2 separate regions of the Homo sapiens genome follow, and region 1 is linked to region 2. The links are chromatin loops, found by intact Hi-C in ENCODE. Cell type or tissue: CD4-positive, alpha-beta T cell. All regions are shown on one strand. Each heading gives the region's core, and the rest is flanking DNA. Links, peaks and the distances in the headings are about the cores only.

Evidence for each region. A loop is a pair of places that touch in the nucleus more often than their neighbours do. Peaks named below come from ENCODE experiments on the same cell type or tissue, not always from the same donor. Only the 100,000 strongest peaks of a DNase experiment are listed, where the experiment ranks them.
Region 1: it touches region 2 in a loop (6-fold over the local background); 2 of 110 quality-filtered maps call a loop at or near these places.

What each region holds. Positions count from the first base shown.
Region 1 is chr7:76,017,674-76,022,907 of GRCh38, forward strand. STYXL1 (serine/threonine/tyrosine interacting like 1) reads right to left here. Exons shown (of 9, transcript NM_001317785.2): 4 at 4,178-4,319. Among named protein-coding and RNA genes, the nearest start is that of TMEM120A, 26 kb to the left of the region's middle. RefSeq lists an enhancer at 1,522-2,023. In CD4-positive, alpha-beta T cell, for the core only: CTCF peaks have their summits at 2,643 (motif pointing left) and 2,842; a DNase peak (open chromatin) is centred at 2,628.
Region 2 is chr7:75,525,256-75,530,738 of GRCh38, forward strand. It overlaps the pseudogene PMS2P3. Among named protein-coding and RNA genes, the nearest start is that of SPDYE5, 36 kb to the left of the region's middle. RefSeq lists a silencer at 2,518-2,667 and an enhancer at 2,784-3,078. In CD4-positive, alpha-beta T cell, for the core only: no CTCF peak of the experiment used is centred there; DNase peaks (open chromatin) are centred at 2,266 and 2,926; H3K4me3 peaks cover 2,231 bases; H3K27ac peaks cover 446 bases.

The DNA.
Region 1 (5,234 bases), core at 235-5,234, 490 kb after region 2:
CCAGGAGTTTGAGACCAGCCTGGCCAAGATGGCGAAACCCTGTCTGTACTGAAAATACAAAAAAATAGCCGGGTGGGGTGGTGCGCACCTGTATTCCCAGCTACTTGGGAAGCTGAGGGGAAGCAGAGACTGCAGTGAGCCAAGATCACACCATTGCACTCCAACCTGGGCAACAAGAGCAAAACTCCATCTCAAAAAAAAAAAAAAAGGCAAGACAGAAGAAAAAAGAAAAACTACCTACTACCTATTGGGTTCTATGCTCACTACCTGGGTGATGGGTTCAATATACAATTCAGTGACTTTTAGTATATTCAGAGTTATGCAACCATCCCCCACAATCAATTTTAGAATGTTTTCTTCTATTTTTAGTATTTATTTGAGACAGAGTCTCACTATGTTGCCCAGACTGGTCTCGACTCCTGGGCTCAAGCAATCCTCCCACCTCAGCCCCTCAAAGTGCTGGGACTACAGGTGTGAGCGACAGTGCCCGGCCTAATTTTAGAACATTTTCATCACCCCTACAAGGGACCCTGTACCACTAATCAGCCACACCCGTTTTTCCCCAAACTCCCAGCTCCACTTAACCACTCATTTCTATGGATTTGCCTATTCTGGACTTTTCATATAAATGGAATAATATGTGATGTTTTGCATCTAACTTCTATCACTTACCATGATCTCTTTAGTGTTCATCTACATTATAGCACATGTCAGTACTTTTATTTTTTTTTTTTTGAGACCGAGTTTCACTCTGTTGTCCAGGCTAGAGTACAATAGCACAAACTCGGCTCACTGCAACCTCTGCCTCCCAGGTTCAAGTGATTCTCCTACCTCAGCCTCCCTAGTAGCTGGGATTACAGGCACATGCCACCACGCCCAGCTAATTTTTGTATTTTTAATAGAGATGGGGTTTCACCACATTGGCCAGGCTGGTCTTGAACTCCTGACCTCAGGTGATCCTCCCGCCTTGGCCTTCCAAAGTGCTGGGATTACAGGCATTATTAGCCACAGCGCCCAGCCCCATTCCTTTTTATGGCTGAGTAATATTCCATTGTGTGGACAGACCACATTCTGTTCTACCTGTTTAGCTGCTGATAGACACTTAGGTTGTTCGTGCTTTTTGGCTATTATGAATAACACTGCTATGAACATTCATGTAAAAGCTTTGGTGTGGATGTGTTTTCATTACTTTGGGGTCTATATCTTAACCTTCTAAAGAAACACCACACTGTTTTCCAGTGACTGCACCATTTTACTTTCTGGTTCGCAGTGTATGAGGCTTCCAATTTCTCCATGTTCTCACCAACACTTATTATCATCTGTCTCTTTGATTATTACCATCCCAGTGGGCGTGAATAATATCTCAATGTGGTTTTGACATCAATTTAATCTTAAACACCTTCATTGATCTGCAGAATCACAATCAGACTGCATGTAAATTAGATATATGTGACAGGAAGTTTGCATAATTAAGGCTAAGCCAAGACATCCTTAAACCAAGATATCCTGAGGCCAGGTTCTGGCCCAGAAAGAGAAATAGTGTGTGGCAGACTTCAGAGAGCCAGATAAAAGGAGAAAGAAAACAGCATGAACTCTAACTGTTTTTTTCTTTTTTTTTTTTTTTTAAATACGTTTTTTTTAGAGACAGGGTCTTACGCTGTCAGCCAGGCTAGAATACAGTGGTACAGTCATAGCTCACTGCAGCCTTGACCACCTGGGCTCAAGTGATCCTCCTGCCTCAGCCTCCTGAGTAGCTGGTGCTACAGGCATGCACCACCATGCCTGGCTAAATTTTTTTTTTTGTATTTTTGGTAGAGACGGGGCCTTGCTATGTTGCCCAGGGTGGTCTCAAACTCCTGGCTTCAAGCAACCCTCCTGCCTCAGCCTCACAAAGTGCTGGGATTACGAGTGTGAGGCACCGTGCCTGGCTAACTCTGCTTCCATATTGAATTTTTGTTCAGGGAGACAAAGACACTTCCAGAAGGGGCTGTGGAGGATATAAGTGGCTGGGACCTATCTGAGAGATGGCATTGACAGGAAGAATCTGGAATCTGCAGCCAGGCTGAGAGAGAATCTGCAGCTCTCAAGACAGGAGCCAAAGCTCACCCCACAGGGCCTGGCTCAGAAGTCAGAGTTCAGGCCAGGCATGGTGGCTCATGCCTGTAATCCATGCACTTTGAGAGGCCAATGCAAGAGAATTGCTTGAAGCCAAGAGTTCGAGACCAGCCTGGGCAACAAAGCGAGACCCTGACTCAAAAAAAAAAAAAAAAAAAGAAAGAAGGGGGTGTTGAGAGAAGCCTTGAGATGGTCTTGTACCCCCAAAGACTTTTCATTGACCTGAAAGATGCCATTTGAAACAAGAAAAGTTGCCTTGAATGCACAAGTTGTGTGGTTGTGGTTTCCTGTGAATGGGGGCCCCATAGCAAAGTAAGGTCAGTTATAGAATGTAAAGGGGATTATCCATGTTGAGTACCATCTCCTAGGGTTTCAAGGCCTAGCCTACAGTCCTAGGATTGCAGACCAGAGCCCAACAGGATGAGCTTAGGGAAGAAGGGACAATTTCCTGGCCAAGGACCTCCTGGGACAAAAGTCCAGACAGCTGGTTTTATGAAAGGTGGGAGCATAGCGCCACCCCGTGGCAGTTGGTGTGAGTGCCCCCAGCTTCTGGAACGGCACCCACAGGTGCAGTTCTGATTCCTAGAAGCAGAGCTCCCAGTGCCAATGGCAAAGGGTGGTCAGCCCAAAACCAGGGGCTAATGAAGAACACAGCAGAGCCTCAGAGGTTCGATGGAGCACATTGGAACTGACCACGCTTTAATGTTCTGACTTGGGGCTGCATGCTCTCGTGCCACTACCCAATCCCTGGGGGACAGGACAGAGCCAAAAAGGCCTGGGTTTGAATCCTGGCCCCACCACTTATAGGTGTGGTGGTTTAAAAATATGTCCACAACACTTTTAAAAGCTTAAGTCTCAGGCAACACAGCAAGACCCAGTCTTTACAAAAAGTAAATAAATGAGCTGGGTACCTTATCTTGCCATATCACCCAGGCTGGTCTTGAACTCCTGGGCTCAAGTGATCCTCCTGCCTCAGCCTCCCCAAGTGCTGGGACTACAGGTATGAGTCACTGGGCCTGGCTTCCTCACAGCTCTTGATGTTAGTTAGCGTCCTTGTAAGCTGTTCTGCAGATCCAAGTAAAGCCCTTGGTTCCTGGTGCATGGCACACATGGAACTGTCCCCATAAACTTTGTGAAATCAGCAAAGAAGGGAGGGGAACAAATGAAAATAAAGCAAGCTTGCAGCACATTCAGCATTCATCACTAAGTCACCTTGCTTGCTCTCCAACCTGCTTGCTCACAGCTGTTTGATGTGTATTGTCCTAGAATCACATAAGACCCTGTTACAAGAATTTTTTTTTTTTTTTGAGAAGGAGTCTCGCTCTGTCGCCCAGGCTGGAGTGCAGTGGCGTGATCTCCGCTCACTGCAAGCTCTGCCTCCTGGGTTCACGCCATTCTCCTGCCTCAGCCTCCCAAGTAGCTAGCAGGGACTACAGGCGCCTGCCACCATGCCCGGCTAATTTTTTGTGTATTTAGTAGAGACGGAGTTTCACCGTGTTAGCCAAGATGGTCTCAATCTCCTGACCTTGTGATCCGCCCGCCTCGGCCTCCCAAAGTGCTGGGATTACAGGCATGAGCCACCGCGCCCGGCCAAGAATATAGTTCCCCTTAACTGCTCTGTAGGTGACAACTTGAACATCATGGAACACTGTTTTCCCTTTGAGATATTCTTTCAGGTCCCGCGTACTGATGAAACCACTGACATCAGCTGGTCTGACGGGCCCCACAGGAGCTGACTCACCAAAGAACGCAGTTTCCACGTCCTGATTATTTCATCCCCCTTTCCTCAACCAATCAATGACCCCAACTTTCCAGTCCCTCACCCTCCCCAATCCCCTTAAAAACCCCATTCCAAACTCCTTGGGGAAATGTATTTGAGGGCCTCCTCCCATCTCCTTGCTCGGTATCCAGTGATCATGAAGCTCTTTTTCTGACGCAAACCCTGCTGTCTCAGTGTCATTGGCCTGTTCCCGTGCCATGGGCATATGAACCTGTTGGTCCTATAACAAATTTGTTCAATAGCCGTTAACTATTATTCTTGCTGCTGTTGCATAAAACCCACCTTTGCCATCACCATCAGAGTCTGAATCATCATCATCATCTTTTAAGAGTATCTCCAGGGTGCTGCTGTTGTTATCATACACCACGCAGTACTTCACACACTCCAGGTCCACAGACTCCGGGAGAAGATATTCATTATTTTTCTTAAAAAAAAAAACACACACACACAAGAGAGGCCTGTTGGTGGGCAGGTTCGGTTGAGCAGAGACTCCCTGCATAGCAGCACTGGGAGGAGCTAAGACCGCACTCTCTCCCCTGACTATACACACAGGCCCAGAAGCACTGAGACAGTGGATGGAGAGTCTGTTAAATCCCAAGGATCCTCCACAACTGTGTTCCCTTCTGAGAAAAGCTGACCACAGCTGACTGGACCAGAGAGAAGTGCCTGACCAAAGAACAGCTGGTCTGCTGACTGATCCACAGCCTATTAGGTACCCTGGTGTCAGAGAAACCATGGTCAATTGAATTAGTGATATCCTTTCTCATGGGGAGAGTGTTTGGCAGTGGAGATTGAATCCAGAAATACCAGACTGGATGCAGTGGTTTGCACCTGTAATCCCAGCACTTCAGGAGGCCAAGGCAGGAGGATTGCTTGAGGCCAGGAGTTCCAGACCAGCCTGGACAACAGCAAGATCCCCGACTCTATGAAAAAAAAAAAAATACAAAAATGCCAGGCATAGTGGCATGCGCCTGTAGTCCCTACTACTCAGGAGGCTGAAGTGGACGGATCACTTGAGCCCAGGAGGCGGAGGCTGCAGTGAGCTGCGATTGTGTCACTGCACTCCAGTCTGGGTGACAGAGCAAGACCCTGTCCCAAAACAACAACAACAAGACAAAAAACACCCCAAAAAAGGACAGTAAGTAGACAGTGTGTAGAAGCAGAAGTCATGAGTGAGCAGAAGGAATGAGATAGACTAGAAGATCAAATGTGGCTGGCCATGGTGGCTCATGCCTATAATCCCAGCTACCTGGGAGGCTGAGGTGGGAGGATCGCTTGAGCCCTGGAGTTCAAAGCTGCAGTGAGCTATGATTGCACCACTGCACTCCAGCCTGGGTAA
Region 2 (5,483 bases), core at 221-5,220:
CCTGTAATCCCAGAACTTTGGGAGGCTGAGGTGGGAGGATCACCTGAGGTCAGGAGTTTGAGACCAGCCTGGCCAACACGGTGAAACCCCGTCTCTTCTAAAAATACAAAAAATTGGCTGCGCACGGTGGCTCACGCCTGTAATCCCAGCACTTTGGGAGGCCGAGGCGGGTGGATCACAAGGTCAGCAGATCAAGACCACGATGAAACCCCGTCTCTACTAAAAATACAAAAAAAAAAAAAATTAGCCAGGCGCAGTGGCGGGCACCTATAGTCCCAGCTGCTCAGGAGGCTGAGGCAGGAGAATGGCGTGAACCCAGGAGGCGGAGCTTGCAGTGAGCCGAGATCACGCCACTGCACTCCAGCCTGGGCAACAGAGTGAGACTCCGTCTCAAAAAAAAAAAAAAATTAGCTGGGCATGGTGGCGCATGCCTGTAATCCCAGCTACTCTGGAGGCTGAGACCGGAGAATCGCTTGAACCCAGGAGGTGGAGGTGGCAGTGAAGCAAGATCATGCCACTGCACTGCAGGCTGGGCAATAGAGCAAGACTGCATCTCAAGAAAAAAAAAAAAAGTATGAATCCTTACAAGCCTCTTAAAATGCATCATAAAATAAAGTTGAGGAACATATATACAAGCAGGAAAACTCACCTGCAATGTGTTCATTTCCTGTTGCTCTTGGAAACATGCAGAGACTGTGGCTGATAGACCTAGAGGGGCAGAAGCAGGTCACTGAAGTCATGAGGGCTCCGGCCTGCAAAGGCAGAAATCTCCTGCATTACGAACCACAAAAGAAAGCTCAAATAGGTTAACACCCTGTGAACACTCAGCTGCAAACACTCAGAAGGGCCTAAAAGAGTGATACAGGGTTTCACCACATTGGCCAGGCTGGTCTCGAATTCTGGCCTCAAGTGATCCACCTGCCTCGGGCCAACATGGCAAAACCCCGTCTCTACTTAAAAATAGCAAAAAAATTAGCCAGGCATAGTGTCACATGCCTGTAGTCCCAGCTACTCAGGAGGCTGAGGCACAAGAATCATTTGAATCTGGGAGGTGGAGGTTGCAGTGAGCGGAGACCACGCTGTTGCACTCCAGACTGGGTGAGAGATACTGTCTCAAAAAAAAAAAAAAAAAAAAAAAAAAGTGATAGGGGAAGCATGCACTTGTAACTTTGTAACTCTAAGATAATCAGATAGTAATTAGGTGAGTTAAGACTCTCATGGGTAACATGGTCTGCCATCAAGTACAACGTGCAAAAAGAAAAAAATTTCCCATTATACAGCTCATGATTTTTGTGGTTTGTTTGCTGAGACAGGGTCTCAATCTGCCACCCAGGCTGGAGTGCAGTGGTGCATTCACGGCTCTCTGCAGCCTCGACCTCCTGGGCTCCATCCATCCTCCCACTTCAGCCTCCTGAGTAGTTAGGACCACAGGTGCATCCCAGCATGCCTGGCTGCTTTTGTATTTTTTGTAGAGTCAGGGTCTCCCTATGTTGCCTAGGCTGGTCTCTAACTCCTGGTCTCAAGGGATACTCCTGCTCTAGGCCCGCAAAGTGCTGGGATTACAGGTATGAGCCACTGCATCCGGCCCGCGTTTTCTTATTGTCTCTCTAAACTGCTTAAAATCAAAGAAGCCATAGGAATTGAATATGTGAGCTCTCAGAAATGAAATGAATGTGTATAAAATATGGTTTTGTTTCTAAATTATCTAACTGAACTTGGTTATTGCTGCACCTAATAATCTTCTATTAAGAAAACTAGGATACGGGAGAAAGAGCACTGGCCTGGGAGATAAGACTCCTGAGTTCTACTATGAGTAATTCCATCCACAAAGCCAGTGACCTGGTCAAGTCACCCACCTGCTAAGGCCCAGTCTCTTCCCCTAGCAACTGAGGCAGCAGGAGAGAATCCCTGCAGGCTGTTCCTGCATTACTACGATTCTCCCAGGGCAGATCTAAGGGGCGAATCAGCAGACACTTAAATGAGAGAACAGAGGTGCTGAGGGACGTTTAGAGGCGGTCGAAATCTGGAGCACGGAGAGGAGGAGGAAGGGCTGTTAGGGGTTAGCGGGGAGTGGAGACGACGTCCGCAGCTGAGGGTGGTGACACCCTCCACGCCCCCGTAAGCCTCGTCCTCCCAGATCTTCCCATGCAGCGCCTGTTCCGTGCAGCCGGACCCTGCCCTCGAACCCAAACACACGTCTCTCCTGCAAGCGATCGGGACCCTCCCCCTGCCCCACACTCAAAGGTCCCCAACACACGGTGACTTCACCCAGGCCCTTCTCGCTCTGGGCCCGAAAATCCCAGACTTACCCTCCTGGGGCTCCGCAGCCTCTGCCCCCCGGCTCCCGAGAGGCCGGGGCGGGGCTGCTGTCGCTGGCGCGCGCGTCTGCTCGCGAGGTCCCCTCCTGTCCACCTCACCAAGGCTGTTCTGCTCCCGAGGGGCCCGGGCCGGGCCTACGGGGCAAATCCAGGCGGGTGTCCTTCTGGGGGCCCAGATCCGCCTCCCTGGGGCTCACCATACAGCGACGGCCTAGTCTAGGCCGCCAAGGACACATACGGGCCAGGCCCGGGTCCCGCCGCCCCTTCGCCTCCGCCGCCACTTCGCCTCCGCCGCCACCTCAGCCGACTCCCTCCCGGCCCCTCTGGCCCCAGCGCCGCCGACTCCGGGGCTCACGCTCCGGGGTCCCCGCTTGAGCCTCCACCCGGCCCGCGCGAACCCTGGTCTGCACAGCTCCGCGTCCGCCTAGGTGCTGGCCCGGGCGGTCAGCATCCAGCCCCGCAGGCTATGCGATGCTCGTCCACTGCAGGCCAAACCCTAGGAACGAGAGCAAGCGGCGACCTGAAGACTCACAGGAAGCGAGGGCAGTGCGGCGGCAGCGCGCATGCCCGAACACGCACGCCGGGAGAGGTGCACACGCGCAGGAGTGCACCGGAAGTCCGCCTCCCAGGGCCCACTGCTGGTCTCCGGACAAGTACTGGACTCTATTTCCCATGAGCCTATGCGCCTCACAAGTTTAGGGGCGGTTTTAAATGTCTCTACCCCGCCTAGAGGATAAGAAACTCCAGGCTATGAGCTTTGGCAGCCCTGAACACCGGACTGAACTTCACGTTTGTCTTTACTCCCTTTTAGTCCAGGGCTGCCTTACTGGGTCCTGGAGCCCAAGTCCTCTGGGTTAGAACCGAGTTTCCCATAAGGAGAAGGAAAGGAAAGGGTGTCTCTTGGTCACTGCGCTGAAATGCTAAGAGAAGTTTCACTCAAATACTAGGACAGGATAAATGCCCAGCGATGCTTTCCAAGGAACAAAAAGAAAAAAGAACTTGTAGCCGGGCGCGGTGGCTCACGCCTGTAATCCCAGCACTTTGGGAGGCCGAGGCGGGCGGATTGCGAGGTCAAGAGATAGAGACCATCCTGGCCAACATGATGAAACCCTGTCTCTACTAAAAATACAAAATTTAGCTGGGCTAAATTCGAGTTCTCTCGAATTCCACTTTTGCTCAGTTTTTCTTTGTCAGCACTCATTGTCAGGAGTGTTTAAGTGCTGTACCTGGATCCACTCACCTCAGCCTCCCATGTTGCTGGGACTACAGGTGTGCACCACCACACCTGGCTATTTATTATTATTATTTTTTGTAGAGATGGGGTCTCCCTATGTTGCCCAGAGTGGTCTTGAACTCCTGGACTCAAGTGATCCACTCACCTGAGCCTCCCAAAGTGCTGAGATTATAGGTGTGAGCCACTGTGCCCGGCCAACTACTGTTCTTTTTAAATTACCAGGTCTCAGGTACTGTTAAAGCAGTACAAATGAACTAAGAAACTGACTGTAGTAAAAATACATTAAACTTGGTTATTTTATTTTTTATTTATTTATTTTTATTATTATCATTTTTTTGATATGGAGTCTCACTCTCTCACCCAGGCTGGAGTGCAGTGGCGCGATCTCAGTTCACTGCAACCTCCACCGCCTGGGTTGAAGCAGTTCTTCTTCTGTCTCAGCCTCCCGAGTAGCTGGGTTTACAGGCGCCCACCACCACGCCCAGCTAATTTTTGTATTTTTAGTAGAGACGGGGTTTCGCCATGTTGGCCAGGCTGGTCTTGAACTCCTGACCTCAGGTGATCCGCCCACCTCGGCCTCCCAAAGTGCTGAGATTACAGGCGTGAGCCACTGCACCCATCCTAAAGTTGGTTATTTTATTTATTTATTTATTTATTTATTTATTTATTTTGAGACAGAGTTTCGTTCTTGTTGCCCAGGTTGGAGTGCAATGGCGCGTTCTTGGCTCATAGCAACCTCTGCCTCCCGGGTTCAAGCAATTCTCCTGCCTCAGCCTTCCGAGTAGCTGGTATTACAGGCATGCGCCACCACGCCCGGCTAATTTTGTATTTTTAGTGGGGGGGTGGGGTGGTTTCTCCATGTTAGGCTGGTCTTGAACTCCTGACCTCAGGTGATCCACCTGCCTCGGCCTTCCGAAGTGCTGGGATTACAGGCGTGAGCCACCGTGCCTGGCCTCAGTTATTTTAAATAGAGAAAATCCTCAAGGCTCCATTATGGACCCTTTTCTTTTCTTGTACTCTTTCCTTCTGTTATGGCTTTAGGTACGATTCAATTCCCATGACCTCTGACTTCTCTGAGTTAAACTTTGCATCTTCATGGGAATGTTTCAAAGGCAACTCAGCTGAGGCCAGGTGTGGTAGCTCACACCTATAATTCCAGCACTTTGGGAGGCAGAGGCAGGATGATTGCTTGAGGCCAGGATCTGGAGGCTGCAGTGAGTTATGACTGGGCCACTGCACTCCGGCCTGTGTGACAGCGCAAAATCTCCTGTCCCGGACTTTTTTTTTTTAAAAAAAAAAAGGCAATTCAGACCGGATGCCGTGGCTCACGCCTGTGATCCCAGCACTTTGGGAGGCTGAGGTGGGACGATCACTTGAGGTCAGGAATTCGAAACCAGCCTGGCCAACATGGTGAAACCTGGTCTCTACTAAAAATACAAAAAGTTAGCCGGGTGTGGTGTCGGGCGCTTGTAATCCCAGCTCCTTGGGAGGCTGAGGCAGGAGAATTGCTTGAACCCTGGAGGTGGAGGTTGCAGTGAGCTGAGATTGTGCCACTGTACTCCAGCCTGGGCAACAGAGTGTAGATTCTGTCTCAAAAAAAAAAAAAAAAAAGCAATTCAGCTCAAAACATAGTATCATAATATCTATGCTGAGCCTGGCCTTCTTCCAGGTAGATGGCACCACTAATTTCACAATCCAGAAACCCAGGACCCCTCCCTAAAAGCTCCTTCCCTAGCCCCCTTCTATGTAACCCAACTCCTGTCTGTCCATGTCCATTTTACCTGCCATGTGTCTCTCTGGCCTGCCATTTCTCCTGTCTCTCCTGCTACTATCCTGTCTCACATGCCATCACCCTTTGCCTGGACTATGACAATAACTTCCTTGTCGGTTTCCCCTGTCTACTCCAGCTCCACGCCACTCTGTCCTCCATA